2 separate regions of the Homo sapiens genome follow, and region 1 is linked to region 2. Evidence: chromatin loops called from intact Hi-C (ENCODE). Cell type or tissue: transverse colon. All regions are shown on one strand. Links, peaks and the distances in the headings refer to the core of each region. The heading gives the core; the rest is flanking DNA. Region 1 holds the start of BTBD9-AS1 (BTBD9 antisense RNA 1). Region 2 has its middle 34 kb from the start of MDGA1.

What was found. Peaks named below come from ENCODE experiments on the same cell type or tissue, not always from the same donor. Only the 100,000 strongest peaks of a DNase experiment are listed, where the experiment ranks them.
Region 1: it touches region 2 in a loop (6-fold over the local background); 4 of 110 quality-filtered maps call a loop at or near these places.

What each region holds. Positions count from the first base shown.
Region 1 is chr6:38,476,787-38,489,272 of GRCh38, forward strand. All of the region lies in intron 6 of BTBD9 (BTB domain containing 9), which reads right to left. BTBD9-AS1 (BTBD9 antisense RNA 1) reads left to right here and starts at 4,810. Exons shown (of 2, transcript NR_144472.1): 1 at 4,810-5,000; 2 at 5,281-5,741. RefSeq lists an enhancer at 600-1,123. In transverse colon, for the core only: no CTCF peak of the experiment used is centred there; no DNase peak of the experiment used is centred there.
Region 2 is chr6:37,725,790-37,738,275 of GRCh38, forward strand. No RefSeq gene overlaps it. Among named protein-coding and RNA genes, the nearest start is that of MDGA1, 34 kb to the left of the region's middle. RefSeq lists enhancers at 2,270-2,770, 6,121-6,170. In transverse colon, for the core only: no CTCF peak of the experiment used is centred there; a DNase peak (open chromatin) is centred at 6,245.

The DNA of each region.
Region 1 (12,486 bases), core at 1,612-9,611, 750 kb after region 2:
TTTATATTATTCAGTATAGACACATGGGAAAAGAGCAAACAGTTTTTCTAACAGATTTCTCTGCCTCAATGCCAATATGGCAAATAATCATAGGAAAATGTTATTACTATACCTAATTTTCCCTTGGAGCTTTTAAATAGAAACTTTTGTTAACTGATTTTTAAAATATGCACAGGGAGTGAGGACAGCAACAACACTACATGGGGCCCTGCCAGTGACATTCAGGCTTCAGAGAGGTGACACCTGGGATGGGTGGGGTTCTGAAGATTAATAAGGGCTGAGGACCAGGGGATGCATCACAAAGACAGATGTCTATCCTAAAAGGGAAGAGCTCCTGAAATGGCATGAATTCCACTGAGGGAGAAGTTGGGGAAATGAAATGAGAAAGCTTAATCTGCGCTTTCTTTCTCTAATTACTGGGGATGACAATCAAAATTAGAGGAGAGTAAAGTAATCCAGATGTACAAGGAACAGAAGCAAAATGAAGTAGTTAAAAGACATTTTATTAGAGACTAAGAGCGATTCACTTCAACTAAGTGTTACCTAGTACCTACTATGTGCTAGCTGTAACATCGAAATACAATTGAATAGACAGGGCTTATTTTGTAAGAGCAAACTCTCATCTACAGGACATGCCAGGGGCAGAATCATGCTTACAATAAGATGCTCAGAAGCAAGACTGTCTTTTCCTTTATACCTAAAAAAGCTTGTTTAGCAAACAGAGTTATCTTTATCTGAAATGCTTCTAATCCTGTGCTTTGTATTTATATCCATACCTTTTAGATAAGACCTACTTTATTGCCAATTCTCACATTTTACTGAGCTAACGAGCAGTATCTATATTTGCTGATTTTATTTTCTGTCACCCTAGTGTTATCATAACTTAATGCTATCAGGGAATAGGAAAGAATCAATGCTGATTATAGTTAAGAAAGCGAGGATGAAAGCAATACGAACTGGGGGTATTTGAATTTGTAAAGCCTCTACAGGAGGTCTTCTTATCCTCGAGTCATTTAAGAATTACTCACTTAACTCAAACTGAGCAACGATGCCACGAACACATCAAGTAAAGCCATCAGTGGCTCTGTGGTGAGGCAGCATGGTTTAGTGGAAAGACAATTCACACAAGGTCTTTAGAGTCAGGTGAACCCGTTTTTGAAATCTGGCCCCATCACTTTTTAAAAACGGTGCAACCTCTCTGGGCTTCAATTTCTTCATCTGTAAGAATGAGAATACCCCTGCTGCCACAGGGATGTTATACAGGATTAGGTAAGACAAAAAGCATGTGTGAGTGCCTAAGAGGAAGCAGCATGTGGTCAATACATGCTGTTTCCTCTCTTTTCCCTCAACTGCTTCCTACCAGGAAGGGGGAGGGGGTCAGAAGTTTAAAAATTTTACCACCAGTCTCTGATTACGTGCGTATATATGTGAGGAGAAACATGTGCAAAGGAAGGTTATATATTTCTGAGTACTGGGCTCTCATGAGCTTTGCCACCTTTAAAATATTTTGGTTTTATTTTATTGATTTTGACTATCATATTAGCTTACTCATATATATCATCTGACACATCCATTTACTGGTCTTTTAAGCATCTCTGGGCATGTGGATGCTTGAAAAATAGTTTATTAGTATGATTTGACTATCTCTATCTTGTCTCCTATTTTTTTTAGAGAATTACATGGCCGGCAGTGAGGATGGTGTCAAATCTCATCAGTCATCTACAACCACTTTCTCTGACCCTTTCTGCATCATTGAATTTGACTCCCTTTCTTCCCATACTCTCCTTAGAGGACCTAAGAGGAAATGTGCATGGGCAGACAAAACAGAAAACTAAAGGAGGGAAGATAAGTGGGTTCTTGGCTTCCGGAAGGATTCTGACCTACTTCACTTGCCTTCAAATTCTGTGTGAATTTATTTCAGAAGCTACAGGGAAGAGCTAAGAACTCCTGTTTTCCTTGGAGAAGGGAAGAAACAAATGCCAGATTAAAACTCAGAGGAAACTCTGGAAATTATAAGCGAGGCTGCTACTATATAATGACCAAGTCGCCTTGGTATGTCTTGTGAGCTAAAATTCCATTTCACTTTTATCATATATAAAACCAGGATTATAGCTCCAGGAGGAGCTACAATCTGTGTTCTCTTTGGTCTATCTGAACATCCCAAATAGTATCACAGTCTACCTGAAGAAGTGCTGCTGAAATAGACTGACAATGCTTCAATTATTTTGGCTGCAGGCAAAGACAAAATAAGTCTCAGGAGTTCTCCAAAAGCTCAAAAAGTTCTCTGTAAACTATGCTGTTATCAAATGGAAACTACAAGAACGCGACCAACACCACAGGAGGAGAGATTTCCCTGGGCTTTGCTCTGGCTATGAAAGAGTTTCCAAATATACAATGAAAAGTCAGTGGAACCTGACAGGCGCCCAATGTGGAGCACAGGGGTTCAGACACACAACCCCTCCAGCTCCTCTCCCGACGGCTTCCCACCCACTGAGCACTGGCCAAACCCTGGTTAAGCGAGCACTGACCTTCCTGTTTATCTGATAATCCACACAGTGTAGATGGGAAAAAATTGAAAGATAGAAAGGAGGAAGCATAAAAAAAATCATTTCCTCAATGTTAGTAAAAACATAAATTGGTTACATGACAAACATGAGGTGGTGACTATGTTAATGGTACAATGGCAAAGTTATTACAATCTTTGGAAGAAAAAAAAAATCCCATTTCTTCACAACTTTCCAACATTTTAAAATCCAAGCCCAGGCTTGAATCACTGCTTTATGAGGTAACACTCCCTTTCTGACTGCATCCGTGTGACTGGGCCACCAAGTCCCACTGATGTAGTTGGTATTACTACTGCTCAATCAACACCTCTCAGAACAACAACTTTCACTTCAGAATCCAAGCCTCAAGTTATAGGGGGCACTAAAATCTTTTTTTATTTTTATTTTTATTTTTAAAAGACAGGATCTGGCTCTGTCGCCCAGGCTAGAGTGCAGTGGCGTGATCTCGGCTCACTGCAACCTCCACCTCTCGGGCTCAAGCAATCCCGCTGCCTCAGCCTCCTGAGTAGCTGGGACTACAGGTGTGCACCACCATGCCCAGCTAACTTTTGTATTTTTGGTAGAGAAAGGGTTCCGTCATGTTGCCCAGGCTGGTCTGGAACTCCTGGGCTCAAGCGATCCTCCTGCCTCGGCCTCCCAAGGTGTGGAGATTACAGGCATGAGTCACTATGCCCAGATGAGCACTAAAATCTTTAAATAAACGCTCTTTTCTATAGACTGCTAAGAGAAATAGAAGGGAAAAAAGCAATACAATACTTAAGATTTACTGGAGAAGTACTACTGGGAATTGAGGGGAGAGTGTACTCTTTGGAAACAGATAAACGTAGCTCTGAAACCCTGCCTTGCTCCTTGCTAGCTGCATGATTCTGAGCAAGCTTCTTGATACTCAGCTTCCTCATCCATAAATACGGGGAGCAATGCACTTCCTTTGCAGGGCTCTTGTGGGCTGAGAGACAGCATGCATTCAACACTCAGAGTACCTCTCCTTTGTCGGTGCTCAATAAACAGTAGCTCATCTCTGCCATTCCTGGAGTTAAGGCAGAAGACCCACAGTACAGCACTCTGCTTAGGAGCTCTTATGAAAGTGTAGGTCAGATTGGTGCAAGTCCTGTCAAATGGGCATTGGTGGGTTACACAATCTGCTTTTAGCCTCTCATTTAAATTAAGCATGGGCCAGAACATCAAACTCTTTTCAAGAAATCAGTGCTGTAACTGGGACCCTGAGACTACCTCCATGCAAAGTAGTATATAAGTAAAAAGCTCTAATTTTGCTTGTAGCTCAGCTATAGAACACGCCAAAACCCCCCACCAAACCCACTGTTCTAAGTAATGGAAGTGTACTCTGAGAACCATCTGAAAAGAAGCCTGACAACTTGCCTGTCTTATTCCCCACCTGACCTCAATCTTTCTTCCTCTGAGTGGATGATTCCAGTGCCAGTTTTAGATCCAGTGCCTACCCAAGATTTGGCGCTTCCCAAACAGACTGTAGTGTTGGTAGACAGCATATAGCCATCACACAGGCTGACACTAAGAGATAGTGGGTATGAATGTGCGCTCTGTGCAAAATCCTCATGGGGAAGGAAGGCAACACCTGGGTACCTTTGGCAATGTAAAAATTCCCTTCTTTTAAAAATGCTCTTTAAACAAAGAGCTTTATATCTAGACTCAAAAATGCCTTTCCATCAGTATCAGCTTCTCCCAGGTAAAAGGAAGTGAAGACAGAAACAATGGAAATCCCATTGAGTAGGGAGAGGCAAAACAGAAAGGTTTATTCTAACGTGAGAGGAGCCCATGATGATGTGAAAGGGAAAGAAGAGAGAAGAATGGCATATAACCTGGAAGATTCAAGTACATTCACAGATAGATACTTTCCCAAGGTGTGCAGGAATCTAGCCCTTCTTCAAGGAGACAACCATAGCATCATATAATTCAAATTAATTCCTTTCTGAATGAGAGCTGAGTAACAAAGACAAAACTTGGCAAGATGGCACAGCACAGTGAGTGCAAAATTGTATTCCCAGTTGATACTTGGTGAGATGTTAGGTTGTCAGCTTAATGTAAAATAAAATGAGGCCGCACATCGTAAAGTGTTTTGAAAAGTAAAAATCCAAGGGAGATAGGAAGGCAGCATTTTAATGAGTCTAGAGAAAATGAATTCCAGGGTGAGCAGCTCTGCTCACGACCTCTTTTCAGTTGGTATCCCATAGGCCTCTGGGAAGCGGGGCACATGAGGGAGGGGCCAGTGCCTGCCTCCACACTACCCCCTCTCCCCTAATGAGGCTGGCAGCACCATTTGCTAGCACCTGGCAGATGAGAGAGAAAGAAAACCTGGTGTGGAGACCCCCATCCATTAAAGGCAAGAGAGTGAAAAGTGGGAGAGAAAGCTCCCAAGTTCAACAGCAGTGACCTAGGGTCATGCAGTGAGGACTTACAAAGGTATAAAAGCTTCTTTATTCAGGTGGTTCCTTTCAGCGCAACTTATTTGATGATGCTTAATGCAGGCAGTTAAAAGAACAGTTCAGTTGGATATAACTTACAGTACGTCACACAAATCTGGAGTGCCCAAGGAACATTAGTTTCAGGGAACACACTGAGATTATAACCAGCCTTTTTGCCAGGGGCAGCTTGTAACTCAGAAAGTCATGTTTCATTTAGGATGTGCTGTATAATGTTGAAGGGGAAAGTAACTATTTTGTTTTGTTGTGTTTCTTCCCAGTCCAAGAAGAAAGCATTTGGAGAAGTGCTACACATGCTCAACTGAACTTCCTGTCAAATTGTTCTCACTCGTTTGGGCACAAGTCTGCTTAAGCCATCTCTCATTAACATTTACTCTTGCCCGAAGCCCTCTACGCCCCCAACCCCTGCTAATCTTCCACAAGCAAGCTGATCACACTGGGATCTCCTTTTCCCAGACACGTTTGATTCTCACTTTCTCCTGAACCTAGAAATGTGCTTCCCACCAAAGCATGCCAGGCACTAACTCGTCCCTACTGAAAGGGGCTGTTAAAAGCTCATCTTCTTTCCAGATGGTAGTGAGGTGTGAGGTGATCCTTTCTCTTTCTTTTTTTTTTTTTTTTACTTTTAGCTACCCCTCAATTCTGGTGTTCAGTAACAATGTATTCCACTTAAAAGAGAGAAATCATATTAATTATTCTAAGATATAAACACTTAATTTTATTCATGCTCTTGAATTACTTTCCTTTCTACCGCATGTTTGTGTAGCTGTTATATGAGTCCTTTCTACTGATGTAGCTGTCATTCCTTCAACTCAGTTCTTGCCAAACACTGAGCTATGTCTGGAGATACAAAGATAACTACTCTTGTTGAAGAGATGCCAGTTTAGTGGGGGAGACAGACATGTAAACAGATCTGTATCTGAGATAGATGGCCTGGGTAGGAAAAGAATATATATAGCACAAATAACTCAGTGGACCTGCAAAAACAGAGCTTGAGGCCATGATATACCACAAAGACCCACCAAGGCACAAGCACTGTCAACATGAAGGTAAGGCTTCCATTTTTGCCTCTTTCAATCTGGGTACATCTATTCTACATACTCTGCCTTTCCTCCTGTTACAGGAAAAGAAGGAACCTCAATTCTACCTAAAGTCAATCTTCTCCTTGAGCTAGAGATCCAGCCCCTCTCCCATAATGAGGTACACGGCCCCTACAAAGATCCACTCTCCTGCATTATCAAATCCTCCCTCCCTGTGGTATCATTCCAGTCCACACACACACATACCTTAACATCATCCTCCCTTGACCCTAGGTCCCCCTCCATCCTCTTCATCATTTCTCTGCTTCCCCTCCCAGTGATACTTTATCTTCTACATGTATTGCTACCCCTATTCCCTCAGCCTCTATTCCCTTCTCCCTTGACTCCACTGAAATGGCTCTTAAAGGACGCCACTAAGCTCTATCTTGCTACAACCAGGAGTCGATTTTCTGTTACCTACTGCCCTCTCCCATCTCCCCTCCTCATACCGAAAGACTGACTTTTTAAGACTTCCATGAAAATGTTGTCCTTGTTTTCTTCCTGCCTCACTGGCAGCTCCTTCCCAGTCTCTTGTATTCACTTTTCCTTGCCCACCTGCTGTCTGGTCTTCCCTATAGTCCATTCTCACACTAGATCACACTAGAGTTATCTTTCAAAAATCTCAACTACCATCACCTGGTTTAAACCCTTCTATGGTTTCCCATCATCCTTAGAATTCGACACTATCAAGTCCCTGTAGGACATGGCTCCTGTCTATCTGTCTGCCCTCATTGCTAAACATACCTTCCTCCCAACACCCTACAGACTATCTACCCACCAGATTTCAGAAACACATGGCCTTCTTTCTGTTCCTCAAAAACCCCAAGCTAGTTTCTACTTCACAGCCTTTACTCTTGCTGTTCCCTAGCCTGGAACACTTCTCCCTTAGATTGCTGCATAGCCAAGCCAACTTCTTGTAATTCAAGTTTTGGCTCAACTCACTTCCTCAGAAAGGCCTTCCCTGACCGTTCTGCTCAAGTGCTCCTTCCCCAAACTCAACCACTGGCTAGCTTATTCCCCCATTCCAATTTTGTCAAACTATGACTAGTCAGTATCACATTTATTTCTTTACATCTCATTTTTCTCTCTCTCCTACTACAATGTAAACTGCGTTAAGCAACAACTTAATCTCGTTTACTGCTATATGTCTACTTCCAGGCACAGTGTTTAGTATATTGTGGGTGCTCCGTAAACATTTTACTCAATGGATAAATGAAATGACGATGAAATCCTTGTTTAGAATCCTGTGTTCAGCTCTTTGCTCTTCAACTGTAGACATGCACAGAAGCATAAAGGTGAGACATAATAACTAGTGCACAGGGAAATCAGACCTATGAAACTAGAACTAGAATTACTAAGGAAGTGTTATATTTTTATTCTTCAGGGGTAATCATTAGTTGTTTTTTAAATGTCTAATGAGGATTAAATAAAAAGAAATGGATTAAAGGTTCAGCAGATGGGCAAAAGTTCTAGAGTAGATAAAATGTGGGTTAGATTTATAAAAACACTTCCTGGGACTGACTACTATTTGAGATTATAATCAGTTCCTGAAGAAGAATACTGGATATCTTTTTAAAACAAAAAGAGATAACAGTAATCCTTTATCAACTGAGTGCTTCCTTTGTACCAAGACCTCTGCTAAGGCTGTTTTACAAGCCTGATCTCCTTTGACATTTGTAGCAACCCTATGAGACAGGTACAGGGATAGCTGGGAGATGTCATGGGTTCAGTTTATGACCACACAATAAAGCAAGCCACACAAATCTTTTGGTTTCTCAGTGCATATAAAAATTACGTTTACACTGTATGGTAGCCTATTAAGTGTGCAACAGCATTATGTCCAAAAAAAGTACAGATTATTAATTAAAACATACTTTATTGCTAAAAAATGTTAACAATCATCTGAGTCTCAAGTGAGTCATAACCTTTTTGCTGGTGGAGGATCACGCCTCAATGTTGATAGCTGCTGACTGATCAGGGTGGTGGTTGCTGAAGGCTGGGGTGGCTGTGACAATTTCTTAAAGTAAGACAATGATGAAGTCTGCTGCATCTATTGACTCTTCTTTCATGAAAGATTTATCTGTAGCATACGATGCTGTTTGACAGCATTTTTACCAATAGTAGACCTTCTTTCAAAATTGAGGTCAATCCTCTCAAACCCTACTACTGCTTTATCAACTAAGTTTGTGTGACAGCCTAAATCTTTTGTTCTAGAATCTACCATTTCAACAATATTCACTGCATCTTCACCAGGAGTAGATTCTATCTCAAGAATTCTATCTTCACTTTCTTTGCTCATCCATAAGAAGCAACTCCTCAACCATTAAAGTTTGCAGCAATCCAGTCATATCTTCAGACTACACTTACTGCTGTTAATATTTTGACCACCTCTCACGAATCACAAATATTCTTAATGGCCTCTAAATGGTGAATACTTTCCAGAAGGCTTTCAATTTGCTTTGCCCAGATCAGAGGAATCAAAAGAATTTGCCATCAAAGGAATCACTATCTATAGCTATAAGCTATAGCCTTACAAAATGTATTTCGTAAATAAGACTGGAAAGTTAACATGATTCCTTGATCCACGGGCTGCAGAATGGATGTTGTGTTAACAGGCATGAAAACAACATTCATCTCCTTGTACAGCTCCATCATAGCTCGTGGGTGACCAGGTACATGGTCAATGAGCAGGAATATTTTGAGAGGAGCTGTTTTGTCTCAGCAGTAGGTGTCAGCTGTGGGCTTAAGATATTCAGGAAACCATGCTGTAAACAGATGTGCAGTCATCCAGGCTTTGTTGTTCCATCTACAGAGCACAGGCAGAGTAGATTTAGCATAACTCTTAGGGCCCTAGGATTTTCAAAGTGATAAATGAGCACTGGCCTCACCCTAAAGTTACCAGCTACATTAGCCCCTAACAAGAGAATCAGAAATGTCCTTTGAAGCTTTAAAGCCAGGCAGTGACTTCTCCTCTCCAGCTATTAAAGTCCTGGGTGGCATCTTCTTCCAATAGGAGGCTATTTCATCTATCTTGAAAATCTGCTGCTTAGTGTAGCCACCTTCGTCAATGATCTTAGCTAGGTCTTCTGGGTAACTTGCTGCAGCTTCTACACAAGCAGCTGCTGCTTCTTCTTGCATTTTTATGTTATGGAGATGGCTTCTGTTCTTCATCTTATGAATCAACCTCTGCTAGCTCCAAGATGAATCAACCTCTGCTAGCTCTAAGCTTTTGTTTTGCACCTTCCGCACCTCTCTCAGCCTTCACAGAATTGAAGAGTTAGGGCCTTGCTCCGAATCAGGCTTTGGCTTTAGGGAATGTTGTGGCTGGTTTGGTCTTCTATCCATACCCACTCAAACTTTCTCCATATCAGCAATGGCTGCTTTGCTTTCTTATCATTCCTGTGTTCACTGGAGTGCTTGGACTTTCCTTCAAGAACTTTTCCTTTGCATTCACAACTTGGCAAACTGTCTTAAGAGGCTTAGCTTTCAGCCTATCTCAGCTTTCAACATGCCTTCTTCACTAAGCTTAATCATTTCTAGCTTTTGATTTAAAGTGAGAGAGATGTGGCTCTTCCTTTCACTTCAACACTTAAAGAGACTACTGTAGGGTTATTAACTGGCCTAATTTCAATATTGTATCTCAGGGAATAGGGAGATTGGAGGACAGGGAGAGATGGGGGAACAACCAGTCAGTGGAGCAGTCAGAATACACACATTTATCTATTAAATTCTGTCTTCTATGGGTGTGGTTTGTGATGTTCCAAAACAATTACAATAGTAACATCAAAAATCATCGATTACAGATCACTACAATAGATATAATAATAATGAAAAGTTTTGAAATATTGTGAGAATTACCAAAATGTGACATAGGCACACAAGTAAGCACATGCTGCTGGAAAAATAGGGCCAAAACACTTGTTGAACACGGAGTTGCCATAACCTTCAGTTGGTAAAAACAAAACAAAATACCACAGTATCTGCAAAGTGTAACAAAAAGGGGTATGCTTGTAGCACTATTCTCATTTTAACTTGAAATGGTCAGATAGTTGGTAAATGACCAAGCTGGGACTGAATTCGGTCCATTTAACTCTAAAATCTGTGCTTAACACTTATGTTTACAAGAGAGAGTTGAGATGGGCCCTGCTGAGAGCATGAGAGTTAACTACTTGAATCTGTACCCAAATCTAGGATTCTAACATATTTTCAGGAACAGCACAAAGGACACAATATAAAGAACAATTTAAAATAGTCCTGTGTAAGGTAGATTCCATCTTTGAGCTTTTGGTTATAAAGACATTTGAAGAACTAGACAAAATTATGTGCTTGTGGTTATCCATTATATAAATTATCTCCTGTCATTCTGAAGGATTATTTTATTTATAATCTGAAGACCTACCTTAGGAGGGGGTGGGCTGGGTGTGGTAGCTCATGCCTGTAATCCCAGCACTTTGGGAGACCGAGGAGGGCAGATCACTTGAATTCAGGAGTTCAAGACAAGCTTGAGCAATGTGGGGAAACCCCAGCTCTACAAAAAATACAAAAATTAGCTGGGCATGGTGGCACATGCCTGTAATCCCAGCGACTCTGAAGGCTGAGGTGGGAGGATCACCTGAGTCCAGGGAGGTCGAGGCTGCAGTGAGCTGAGATCACGCCACTGCATTCCAGCCTGGGTGACAGAGCGAGAGAGACAGAGAGAGAGTCAGCGAGAGAGAGAGAGAGAGAGAGAGAGAGAGAGAAGGAAGGAAAGAAAGAGGAAAGGAAAGGAAAGGAGGAAAAGAGAAGAAAAGAGAAGAAAGGAAAAGAAAAGAAAAGAAAAAAGAAAGGTGGAGGGGAATCGAGTTTGCAAGTATCACCAGGTATGACTAAAACAATTTCTTGCTCCTTTAAGGTTTTGAACAGAGATCAGCAAACTATGGCCTGCGAGCCAAAAATAAATTTTATATTTTTAAAGTATTGTTTAGAAAAAGAATAATTTGTAACAGAGACTTTATGTTGCCCACAAGGCCTGAAATTTTTATTATCTGGTCCTTTACCAAAAACATTTGTTGACCTCTGCTCTAGATCTTAAAAATGGGTGCACAAAGTATGAAATAGGTGTAATAGAGAATAAAGTCCCTAGTTAGAAAAAGCAATTCCCTAAAGGTTGTTTTTTTTGAGACAAGGGATCAAGCCATCCTCCCACTTCGGCCTCCCAAGTAGCTGGGACTACAGGTGCATGCCATCACCTCTGGCTAATTTTTAAATTTTTTGTAGAGACAGTGTCTTGCTGTGTTGCTGGTCTTAACCTCCTGGCTTCAAGCTATCCTCCCACTTCGGCCCCCCAAAAGTGTAAGCCACCATGCCCAGCCCCTACAGGTTTAAGTGTCCAAGGGATTTTTTTTTTAATATCAACAACAAAGATTCCCAGAGTCAGATTTTCAAATGGATCTAGCCTCCCAACTTAGCATCAATGAGATGATATTAGGGGACAAAAAAAGAAAAAGAAGATGCTGAGAAGCTTGGGGAAGAATCAGAATTATCCAGGTTTAGAGCTGCAAGGAACCGTATAGAAACTATGGACCAACGTTCTCTAGCTCCGTAAATGAAGAAACACCCAGGGACGAGGCAGTGACTTCAGGCTGCGATGTGTCGGCATAGCACAGTCCTGTCTCCGGGCTCCTAGGCCACGTCTATTCTCACTGTGCCATGAGGCCTTTACCTTATTACAGAGACATGCTCTGCAAACCAAGGTGTGGTGGACAGCTTTTTAAAACGTCAGACGAAAACCAGCAGCTCTGCAAAGAATGTGTGATCTGAAGGTGAAGTCTCAACCCATTTTGTTAAGAAAAATTAATGTTTCTTTTTTTATAATGCTTTTTTGAATTTCAAAAGTGGTACACATTCATTATAGAATTTTCATTAAGAAAATTATTTTTCAATAAGGAAATTCAAAAAAAGAGAATAATTATTCATAATCTCTCCATCCAATAATAAAATATTTTCAACATTTTATTATTTCCTTGCAACTTTTTTTTTTTTTTTTGAGACAGAATCTCACTCTGTCATCATCCAGGCTGGAGTACAGTGGCATGATCAGGGCTCACTGTAGCCTCGACCTCCCAGGCTCACGGGATCCTCCTGCTTCAGCTTCCCAAGTAGCTGGGACTACAGGCATGCTTCACTATGCTTGGTTAATTTTTGTATGTTTTGTAGAGATAGGGTTTCACCATGTTGTCCAGGCTGGTCTTGAATTCCTGGGCTCAAGTGATCCACCTGCCTTGGCTTCCTGAAGTGATGGGATTATAGGCGTGAACAACTGTGCCTGGCCCTTACAGCTTTTTTAAAAATGCAGATACACATATGCCATTTGAAAAATTAGAATATTCCCAGAAGTTTGAGACCAGC
Region 2 (12,486 bases), core at 2,032-10,031:
GGAGGAGGCCGGAGATCTGATTGCCCCCCACCAAACAAGGATACCCAGTATGTGCTGCAGAGACCCAAGAGATGGGGACCTGCAAGGATAGCCCCAGCCCCTTCCCAGCCTCATTCCTGTCCCTGCAGGAGAGAGGTTTCTGCCAGGGTCTGGGGACAGGCTCGTTTCATCGTCTGGCGCCTCATGTGTAAATATTTCATATCCCCATTGAATATTTTGGGATGATTATGAATTCTTGATGTGATAAGAACCTTGGTATGTATGAAATGCAGTCGGCTGCCACTGGGAGGGAAGGCACAGGGGAAGGCAAATCAGGTAAATCATTACACACCCTGAGCCCAGGCAAACTGGCTGACACCCACATACCAACCGCATGCCAGCACACAACAGCATGTCAGCCACACTCTACCCACATACCACCAACACAACACGCACACGTCATATTCACATGCCACCCACACCAACGGCATGCCACCCATATACCATCCATTTACTCTCTGATCCTGGTAACTGTCATTGTCATCATCAGTGTCATTATCACCATCTCACCCATCCACCTGGCACAAGACCATAAGATGCTGGTCCATGGCCAGCCTCTTACGTGGGGTCAGAAGGACAGGGATCATGATCTTGCATTAACTACAGCACAGAGAGGAGAAGCCACTATCCCTTGGCCACACAGAGACAAAATTACTCATAGGCAGTAAAAACCCTTTATTCGCTTGCATTTAAAAAATCTGTTTCAGGCCAGGCATGGTGGCTCACGCCTGTAATCCCAGCACTTTGGGAGGCCAAGGCAGGCAGATCACTTGAGGCCAGGAGTTTGAGACCAGCCTGGCCAACATGGTGAAACCCCATCTCTCCTAAAAATGCAAAAGTTAGCTGGGCATAGTGGCACATGCTTGTGATCCCAGCTACTAGCAAGGCTGAGATATGAGAATTGCTTGAACCTTGGAGGCTGGGGTTGCAGTGAGCCAAGATCGTGCCACTGCACTCCAGCCTGGGTGACAGAGCAAGACTCAAAAAAAAAAAAAAAATTCTGTTTCAGGCCAGGCACAGTGGCTTACACCGGTAATCCCAGCACTTTGGGAGGCCAAGGTGGGAGGGTCACTTAAGCTGAGGAGTTCGAGACCACCCTGAGGAACATGGTTAAACCCCGTTACCCCGTCTCTACTAGAAATACAAAAATTAGCTGGGCATGGTGGCACGCATCTGTAGTCCCAGCTACTCAGGAGGCTGAGATGGGAGCATCGCTTAAGCCCGGGAGGTTGAGGCAGCAGTGAGCCAAGACTGTGACACTGCATGCCAGCCTGGGCAGCAGACTGAGACCCTGTCTCAAAATAATAAAAAATAAAAAATCTATTTCATTTGGCAATTAAGACATCCATTAGGCCGGGTGTGGTGGCTCATGCCTGTAATCCCAGCACTATGGGAGGCCAAGGTGGGAGGACTGCTTAAACCCAGGAGTTGGAGACCAGCCTGGGCAACATAGCAAGACCTCATCTTTAAAAAAAAAAAAAAGTAAGAAAAAAAATCCATTAAGGGAAGAGGAAGGAGAAAAAGTAGGGTGCAGATGAAACAAGACCGGCCATGTGCTGGTTACTATTGACACTGAGCCCTGGAATATACCAGTCCGTGATAGGATTCTTTTTACTCAGGGATATGTTTCAAATTTTCCATGGTAGAGCTTGTCTGTTTTTGTTTTTGTTTTTGTTTTTTTGAGACAGAATCTTGCTCTGTTGGCCAGGCTGCAGTGCAATGGCATGATCTCAGCTCACTGCAACCTCTGTCTCCCGGGCTCAAGCAATTCTCCTGCCTCAGCCTCCCGAGTAGCTGGGATTACAGTAGTGTGCCACCAAGCCTGGCTAATTTTTGTATTTTTAGTAGAGAGGGGGTTTCACCATGTTGATCAGGCTGGTCTCGAACTCCTGACCTCAGGTAATCTGCCTGCCTCGGCCTCCCAAAGTGCTGGGATTAGAGGCGTGAGCCACCATGCCCAGCTGCTTGTCTGTTTTTTTAAAAATACAGTCTACCTATTGCCAGGGGGCCCCTTCATATGAATTCAAAGGTCTTCCTGTCGGCCTACCCCAGGTGGGGGCTGACCTCGCCAGCCTCCTGCTGTGGGAGCGGAGGGACATGTTTTCCTTGCTTCTCTTCACTTTCCCCTACATAGCTTCTTTTCCCCTTTCCCACCCACCAGGCCACTTCCGCCCCTCCAGGTTTGGGATGAGGGAAAGATGGAGCAAGAAAGGTTTTACTTGCCTGGTACGGTCACACATTCTAGCGAGGCTTTCTGTGGGCTCGGCATGTGGATAACGCTGCCCCATCCTCTCATGGGGGCCTTCACAAGTTCTTTGGAGACAGCCCCTCCCAATGCTTTGCTGAGTGTTCTCGCCTGTCATCAGTCCCGGACATGGGTGTGGCTCTATCCAGCTGTCATTTCATCTGCCTGCAATCTCAGCACCTGCTGGTCCACCCCTTTGGAAAGAATACAAGCCAACCCCAACCAGCCCCCAGATGCTCCATGAGAAATCCTCGGCCAGCAGATCTCACCTTCCACACAGGGAGAGATGAGGCTCGGCTCACCAATACCTCTCTCTTCAGAACCTCCAGCCCCAGAGCCTCCCAACTTCTCTATGGCCTAGAAGTGAATAGTCCAAAGGAGTCCCAGCTCTTGGCACTTTCCTTGCAAGTGCTGCTGGGGTTGTCTCTAACCTCACTTTGGTTGTGGACTAGTTGGCACCTGCTGACTTTGGGACCTCAACTGAGACAGAAATAATGCAATTGAAATTCCTGCTACTCTTGATGTGCATGGATGAGGGAGGCAGAGGAGGAAGGTCAGACAGAAGGAAGAGCGTAGCAAAGGCTGGAGGTGAGAAGTGGAGGAACAAGTTTCCATCTCAGTATGCAGTTCAATGATCTACTGTGCTCAGCACCTAGACCAAAGGAAGAGGGACGTGAGGACAAGGTGGGGAGACTGGGTGCTCTGGGTCTGACCACAGAGGGCCTTTAGTGCTGGGTGAAGGAGTGCAGGTTTTACTAAGGAACCCCATTGCTCTATTGAGGGTGTTCTTAGGTGGACTCCCCAAAAGCAAAGCCTGAGACAGGTACTCACATGATGTGATCACTGAGGAAGAACTCTCAAGAGAAGGGCAGGAAGGAACTCTCAAGAGAAGCAGGGGAGGGCAGGGGAAGGGGCTAAGCAAGGATGTGGTCTCCCGGGGAGTCTGGCTTCAGCCCCATTCCTCAGGGAGCTCTGGAGCAGGAATTCCATCACAGATTCAGCCCTGCTTGAGGCAAGAGAGATAGTCTTGTGTGCCCCATTGGCTGTAGGCCGCCCCCAAGGGGGTGCATAACTTCCAGGAAGCGATGGGTCCCAGGATCCAGGGCAGTTCTCCAAAGATGGAGCAGTTCTGCGTTATCATCAGTCAATATCCACAGCAGTGGCACAAGCACCCCACCCAGGTAAAAGCGAGCCGGTGGGCCCTCAGCAGGGGCCCCTACAAAGGTGTTTGTTTTGGGTTTCAGCTGGGGGCAGTGGGGCATCACATGACAGTTATATGATGGAAAGTTATTTATTCACTCTTATGTGAGACGGTTTGAAGCAGGGATTATAAGAGTCCAGATTAAGAGTCTAAACGGAGAGAGCGGCAGGGGAGAGGGAGAACAAAGACAGATGATTGGGACAAAAGGACAAGACTTGGTAAGGATTTGCCAAAGAATAAATGAGGATGGAGTTGAGATCTTTCAAACCTGGGTAAAGGCCAGGGGGGATGTCATGAAAAGAATTAGTGCAACTTCAGGAGGCACGGGCTTGAAAAGGAAAGTGATTATCTCTGGAATGTGTTGCATTTGAGGTTCCAGCAGATTATTGTATGGGTTTCCTAGGGCTGCCCTCACAAACAGCACAAACCTGAGTGGCTTAAAACAACAGAAACTTATTATCTCACAATTCTGGAGGCCAAAATCAAGGTGTGTCAGCAGGGCCATGCTCCCTCCAAAGGCTCCAGGGAGGAATCCCTCCTCGCATCTTCCTAGCTACTGATGGTTGCCAGAACCAACCACTTGGTTCTCCTTGGCTTGTAGATGCGTCACTCCAGGCTTTACCTCTGTGGGCACGGGGAGTTCTCCTTATGTCTGTGTCCAAGTTGGTGTCCAACTTTCTCTCTTCTGATAAGGATGCCAGTCATTGGCTTAGGGTTCACCCCAATCCAGTATGGCCACATTTTAACTTGGCCAAATAAGGTCACATTCACGGGTACCCCCAGCATATATTTTTGGGGACACAACTCAACCCACAGCAACCCTGCAGGAGGAAATGCCGAATGGGCATTTGAGAATATGGGCCTGCAGCTTGAAAATAGCATCTTCAGGCTGGGTGCTGTGATTCATGCCTGTAATCCCAGCAGTTTGGGAGGCCAAGGCAGGTGGATCACGAGGTCAGGAAATTGAGATCATCTTGGCCAACATGGTGAAACCCCGTGTCTACTAAAAATACAAAAAAAATTAGCCAGGCATGGTGGCATGTGCCTGTAGTCCCAGCTACTTGGGAGGCTGAGGCAGGGGAATCACTTGAACCCACGAGGCAGAGGTTGCAATGAGCAGAGATTGCGCCACTGCACTCCAGCCTGGGTGACAGAGCAAGACTCTGTTTCAAAAAAAAAAAAAAAAGAAAAAGAAAATAACATCTTCAGAAGAAAAAGCTCCAATGGTGGTGCCAGGCTGTGGCCAAAAGGGAGGGAGGGTCTTTTACTACTCTCCTAATCCTCCGCATTTGTGGGGAGGACGGAGCAAAAGAGACATTTGGCGGGAGGGCAGAGCAAAAGAGAGGAGGGACACTCTTTACATTCTTTGTGATGGAGCAGATCCAGCTGGAAAAATTCTAAGATGAGGATATTGAGATATTGAGAGAGGGGGACTGAGGAAGGACTGAACCATCTTCCCAGGGGTCATTGGCGGGGTGTTCAGCATGAGCATGGAGAGCATAGCCCTCCTGATTTGGGAGGGAAACCTCAAATAACTCTCCCAACCAAAACATGAAACATCTACTGTTGGATGCACTTTGTGTCTAGAACATCATCTTCAACAAGCTTCTGATTTCCAAGAGGGGATCACTGATAGAGCTCCTATGAGGTGCTGGGCACTGTTCTGGGTGCTAGGAATACAGTGTGAAACAAAACAGATAATATCCTGGGCTTCATGAGACTGATATTCTAGTAGCACTGCACATTAAACCCATGTTTTTGTCTTTGTTTTTGTCTTTGTTTTTGTTTTGTTTCATTTGAGACAGGGTCTCAATCTGTCCCCCAAGCTGGAGGGCAGTGGTGCTATCACAGCTCCCTGTAGCCTCCACCTGCATGGCTCGAGCAATCCTCCCACCTCAGCCTCCTGGGCAGCTGGGACTACAGGTGCCTGTCACCACACCCAGCTAAGTTTTTAAAAAATTCTGTAGAGACAGGGTCTCGTTATGTTGCCCAGGCTGCTCTTGAACTCCTGGGCTCAAGTGATCCTCTCGCCTCAACCTCCCAAAGTGCTGAGATTACAGGTGTGAGCCATTGCACCCAGCCTAAACCCATGTTTCAGTGAAAATTAACTGCTCGGTTCACTTGCAAGAGCAACAGGTAATCCAAAGCACAGCCTAAAGGCTGTGACAGAATGAGACAGAACAAGTGAGTTTTGATCTGGGTTTGATGTGGGAGAAAGCTCTCGTTCAGGAAAGAACCAGTCTGGGAGTCCAGAGGCTGGTTAGAAATAGATCAGGAAGCTTAAGCAAGTCACCTTCCCTCTCTGGACTTTGGTTTCCTCATCAGTACAGTAAGAGTGCTGCACTAGGTAGGGGGTATATTCCAGCCCTGAAATTCTCCAGGCCTCTGACACATTTGACAACTTCTGGTCCAGCTGCCTCCTCACATCGATGTTTCAATCTCTTTAAATCTCTCAGGGCCCCTTGAACCTGCCTCCCAGCCTCTATTCCCCTCCCTGAGATCACTGCAAATGCCTCTAGAGTCAGATGGTCCCCTCTCTCAGACCGTAAGCTCTCTCTACATCTTTAAGAGGAGAGGCCAGGGGATAGACTGTCCTGGGACTCTTCTCCCTCCAGAGAAAGCTCCTGGCCCTGGATAATAGCTCCAGAAAGAAGACAACTCCACGGACCCTGACAAGAAAGGCCTGAGGTTCAGAGGCTTGTGATCTGCAGCAACCCGCCTACACGCCCTGTTTCACAGATAAATGGGTGGAAGCTGGCCCCGCCTTCTTGCCCACCCATTTCTCCGCCTACAGGTCACCCTTCTGGTACTTCCTCCTCCTTCACAGTCTGGTTGAGTTGTACACTGAAGGATGCTAAAGATAGGCAGAACCCAGGAGGCCGTCTTGTCCAAGCCCTATGTTTGACACTGAGGAGAGCAGAGATCAGAGTGGTTGAGTGACCTGATGGCAGTCACACAGCCAGTTGGCAGAAGGTCTAGCTCCAAAGCTGTATAATTTGGGCTTAGTCTCAGTACCAGGTTTGGAAAAAGGGGCCTCCCTGGTGTCTGGGAGAACACAGGGTGTCCTCTGTGGTTCAGTCCTGGACATGCTGGCCCTTCTCAGTCCCAGGCCAGGACAAGAGCCTGGGGGCGATGACCTTCCTCCCAGCCCAGTCTCTGTCCCATGACAATTTTTTTTTTTTCTGAGATGGAGTCTCGCTCTGTTGCCCAGGCTGGAGTGCAATGGCGTGATCTTGGCTCACTGCAACCTCTGCCTCCCGGACTCAAGTGATTCTCCTGCCCCAGCCTCCCAAGTAGCTGGGATTATAGGTGCACACCGCCATGCCCGGCTAATTTTTTTGGATTTTAGTAGAGACGAGGTTTCACCATGTTGCCCAGGCTGGTCTTGAACTCCTGAGCTCATGCAATCCACCCACCTCGGCCTCCCAAAGTGCTAGGTAGGATTACAGGCATGAGCCACTGTGTCCGGCCAACAATTATTTGTTTTAATGTCCATTTCTTCCCCCACTGTTCTCAGTAACAGGGGGTGACACTGCAGCCTGCATTCATCAGGCTCTGTGCCAACTAGTTTTCTGCCACTTTGGGGCAATAGGAGGCGCTAATGAGATTGGAAGGCAAGAAGAAGGGAAAAGCTGGGTATTTGCTCCCCGCTCCCCCCGCCCCGCCGCTTTGCCTCGGTTGGCATCTTTAGCAGCTGCTGCATCTCCTTCGTGGCTTCAACTGCTGCCCGACAGGCCTGCTGCAGTTCCTTGGGGGCCCACTAATACCTTCCTCCCTTTGTCTTGCAGACTCAGGGCCATAGAGTTTCTTACTCTCACTAGTCTCCACATTGACCCCATCATCTGTTATATGGCTTCTCCATGCTCCCAGCACTTGTATAACCAATCTCCTGTATCGCATTCCTCCTGTTGGAAACATCTGAAGTGTCTTCTGCTTTCCTGTTTAGACTCTGACTGATGGCCCTCTAGAACCACTGTGCTAGGGGAAAATAAAGAGGTCCTTCCACCTCAAACCCCTCTTTGTCCCTCTCTGGCTTCCCTTCCTACCACAGTTATTTTGTTCATTCAGTCAGTCACTTAGTTCATGACTATTTGTTGAGTCCCACCCATGTACCTAGCAAGTTCATGGTTCCCAAACTCTGTGCCAAGGTACCCTGGGGCACCACAGTGAACTCACAGGGGCAGTACGGGATATTTTAAATTTTCTTTTTTTTATATTTCAAGACAGAGCCTCACTCTGTTGCCCAGGCTGGAGTGCAGTGGCATGATCACGGGTCGCTGCAGCCTTGAATTCCCCGGGCTCAGGTGATCCTCCCACCCCAGCCCCTTGAGTAGCTAGGACCACAGGCATGTGCCATCACCCTCAGCTAATTTTTGTATTTTTTGTAGAGGTAGGGTTTTGCCATGTTGCCCAGGCTGGTCTTGAACTCCTGGGCTCAAGTGATCCCCCAACCTTGGCCTCCCGAAGTGCTGGGATTACAGGTGTGAGCTACCACACCTGGCCTTAAGTTTTCAAAGAAAACAGTAACACCACACAAGCTTGAGGTAGTTCACATTCATACTAAACATTAGATTGCACTACATACATTTCTTTTGATGATGTCATATCTTTGCGAAGATAGATTTTCATTGATGCGAAAATCAATGCGAACAAGAAATGAGGATGAGGATGGTGTTCGACCTGATTTCAAGGTTTGTCAATGGGCCAGGTGCAGTGGCTCATGCCTGTAATCCCAGCACTTTGGGAGACCGAGGTGGGTGAATCACTTGAGGTCAGGAGTTCGAGACCAGCCTGGCCAACATGGTGAAACCCCATCTCTACTAAAAACACAAATATTAGCTGGGCCATGGTGGTGCACATCTACAGTCACAGCTACTCAGGAGGCTGAGGCAGGAGAATCGCTTAAACCTGGGAGGTGTAGGTTGCAGTGAGCTGTGATCGTGCCACTGCACTCCAGCCTGGGTGACAGAGTGAGACTCTGTCTCAAAAACAACAAACAAACAAACAAACAAACAAACAAAAGGTTTGCCAACAGGCACACAGATTCTGCCAGTTAGTAACTACAATTAAGAATGAAATAAGGCCAGGTGCAGTGACTCGTCCCTGTAACCTCAGCACTTTGGGAGGCCCAAGGCAGGTGGATAAACTGAGATCAGGAGTTCAAGACCAGTCTGATCAACATGGTGAAACCCTGTTTCTACTAAAAATACAAAAATTAGCCAGGCGTGGTGGCACACACCTGTAATCCCAGCTACTCAGGAGGCTGAGGCAGGAGAATCACTTGAACCCAGGAGGCGGAGCTTACAGTGAGCCAAGATGGCACCATTGCACTCCAGCCTGGGTGACAGAGTGAGACTCCGTCTCAAAAAAAACTAAAAAAAAAGAAAGAAAAATATGGGCTGGGTGCAGTGGCTCAAACCTACAATCCTAGCACTTTGGGAGGCCAAGGCAGGAGGATTGCTTGAGCCCAGGAGTTTGAAGCTGCAGTGAGCTATGATCACACCACTGCATTCCAGCCTGGGTAACAGAGTGAGACCCTGCCTCAAAAAAGAAAAAGAAAAATTAAATAAATAAAAATAAAAATATTTTTTCTTTCAATTTATATGTATTATTTTTCAAATGGCTACTAAATTATTAGGATATAAATACATATTAAGTTCTTCAGATAAAGCTACTTAATAAATGGAAGTGTTAGGTATTTCTTTTGATCTAGGGGCATCATGAAAAAAAATTAAGACACTAATGGAACTGTGACCCAAGAAAGTTTGGAAACCTCTATATTAGAGAACAGGGATGTCTCCAATTTAGAACAAGACAAGGTCCCTGCTCTTAAGGAGCTCATTCTAGAGGGAAAGGAAGATGGACTTGTTAGCTATTGCTGTGTGACAACTTACTACACACTTAGACGCTTAAAACAACACACATTCCTTATCTCAGTTTCTGTGAGTCAAAGGTTCTGGCATAGTTTACCTAGGCCCTCTGCTCACGGTCTCAAAAAGCTCCGCCAGGTGAGACCATGAGCACAGCACCCAGGTAAACTTTGGGCTGCAGTCTCAGCAGAGGTTTAACTGGAAAAAGATCTGCTTCCAAGCTCCATCAGATCCCGGGCAGAGTTCATTTCCTTACTTGGTGGCTTGATTCTTCAAGGCCAACAGGAGTCTTTCACCTCAAGGACGGCGTCAGTTCCTTTTTTAGGGCCTTTCCCCTGATTAAGTCAGGCCCACACAGGGTAATATCCCTTTTTTATTGAATTAAAATCAACTGGTTTTGAGCTGCTAAATCTCTTCACCTTTGACACAGTCTATGGACTAGAGGCAAACCACAGGTCCCACCCACACTCGAGGGGAGGGGATTATACAAGGGCATGTCTCTCTGGCATGGGGTCACTTTAGAATGTGTCCAACCAACATGCCGGGAATTATGGAATTACAAGAGTGATCATCTTTTCAGAAGGAAAAGTTCAATGTTCTGTGGGAGTGAAGAACCCAGTCTGAGTGGGGGCAGGGACAGTCTCCTGAAGCAATAATGTCTGAGCTGAGACCCGAAATTCAAACAGGAATGAAACAGCCCACATGTGGGGGAAGAGTGCCCCAGGAAGATGAAATGGCGTGTGCAAAGGTCCTGCGGCCAGAGAAAGCTGAGTGAGTTAAAGGAACTTAAAGTCTAGTTTGACTGGCATGTAGAGAGTTGGAGAAGGACTTGGAGCTGGAGAGAGAGATGCTTCCCAGCCCAGGCTTTCCTCGCAGCCACTAAGCAGCCTGTTGTTGCTGCAGTTAAGACAAGTATCAATAAAGCCAAAGCCACACACAAAATATGAACAATGGTTACCTCTGCAGGGGCTATTACTAAGAAAGGGCACAAGAGCACCTTTGGAGGTGCTGGAAATGTTCTCCCTCTTGCTCGGAACAGTAGTGACATGAATGTGTACATTTATAAGAAGTCATTGTGCTTAGACTTAAGATTAGAGAACTTTAACGTCTATAAGTTATACCTCCACAAAGTGCTATTAAATAAAAGCAAATAAGACATAAACACAGAATAGGTCCATATGTGCATCAGCTCCAGGCTGTGATCCTGACACCTACCAGGCACCTCCAAAGCTACACCACTGGTCCCCAGGGAGGAAGGACCTGAGATGCTTAGGAGCCAGTTCCATTTGGTCAACATATGTTTACTGAGAACCTTCCCTGCCCCATTTGCAACTGGCTCAAGGTTATAGAAGGAGGTTTAAGGTTATGGAAGGCACTGCTCCTGTCTCCCAGGGGCTTATAACCTAGCAGGGAAACCAACTCCAGAACTGACTGCAGTAGATGACAGAGAGATCTGGTAAAAACTGCAGGCAAGGGCTCAGGAAGAAGTGGCTAATTCCATTTGGGGATCTGAGGAGTCACTTAAAGGAAGAGGCATTTGAATGGGCCTCTGTCAAATGACATTAGAGACTTCCAGTTGTTCCCTAATATGTTCTCTCTCCTTCTTTCATAGTAATACAATCCCAGATCAGAGTTTTAGCCAGGTACATGATTCAAAATAAAGACTAAATGTCACACCGCTTCTTTGCAGCTGGCCGATGGGATGTATGTGAAAATGCAGCATGGTACCTTGGGTAGGTTTCCTTAAAAGCAGCCACACATGCCCTTGTCCTCTTTGATGCTTAGAATGCAGAGTTAGGCCAGGTGTGCTGGCTCAGGCCTATAATCCCAGCACTTTGGGAGGCTGAGGCAGGTAGATTATGTAAGGTCAGGAGTTGGAGACCAGTCTGGCCAACATGGTGAAAACCTCTCTCTCCATTAAAAAACAAAACAAAAAACAAAAATTAGCCAGGCATGGTGGCCGGTGCCTGTAATTCCAGCTACTCGGGAGGCTGAGACAGGAGAATCACTTGAACCTGGGAGGTGGAGGTTGCAGTGAGCCGAGATTGCACCACTGCACTCCAGTCTGGGTGACAGAGCAAGACTCCATCTCAAAATAAAGAAATTAATTAATTTTAAAAATGTTTTAAAAAGAACACAGAGGTAATGGTTGGAGTCATAGCCACCATCTTGGATTATGAGGATGGGAACCATATCCTTGAGACAAATCAGTAAACTAGAATAAGCCTGGGTCCCTAAGGACTATATGGACTTTTATATGAAAGAGAAATAACATCTATCTTAAGTTACTATTATTTGGTGTCTCTATTGCTGGCAGCTGAACCTAATGCTAACTAACAAAAGAGTAGGAATGGGATCGGTAGAAATCACAGTGGCTGAGGGACAAATGTATGCAGATGCCTGGTGTGTTCTGGGAAAGTTGCCACATGCAGGGTGTCTTAGTCTGTTTTGCATTGCTATATAAAGGAATACCTGAGGTTGGGTAATTTATAAAGAAAAGAGCTTTACTGGGCTCAAAGTTCTGCAGACACTAGCGTCTGCTTCTGATGAGGCCTCAGACTGCTTCCACTCATGGTGGAAGGGAAAGGAGCAGGTTTGTGCGGAGGTCACACGGTGAGAGACAGGAAGGGAGGGCAGGGGAAGGCGCCAGGTTCTTTTTAACAACCAGCTCTGGATAAAACTCTCATGGGAACTAATAGAGCAAGAACCCACTCATTACTGTGAGGATGACACCAAGCCATTCAGGAGGAATCCATCCCCAGGAGCCACACACCTCCCATTAGGCCCCATCATCAACACTGGGGATCAAATTTCTACATGAGATTTGGAGGAGGCAAACACATGGCTGATGCCTGGGCACAGGGCTCAGGGAGAGGGGAGTGAGTACAGGGAGATGAGGGATGGAGTTGGTTGGGGTCAGTCTTAGAGAGCTCACATCTCCCTTCGTGAGTGGTCTGGACTTGATACCCTGGTTAGGGTTTGGAGGGTGGATGGGAGGAGGACAAGATGAGAGGCAGAGTCCCTGTGAGATGTCTGAGACTCCAGCTGGGAGAGTGCTCAGTGGGGAGGGTGAGAAGGGGGTAGAAGAAAGAGATATTTAAGAGCTGAACCCCCATGGTTTTGGTGGGGAC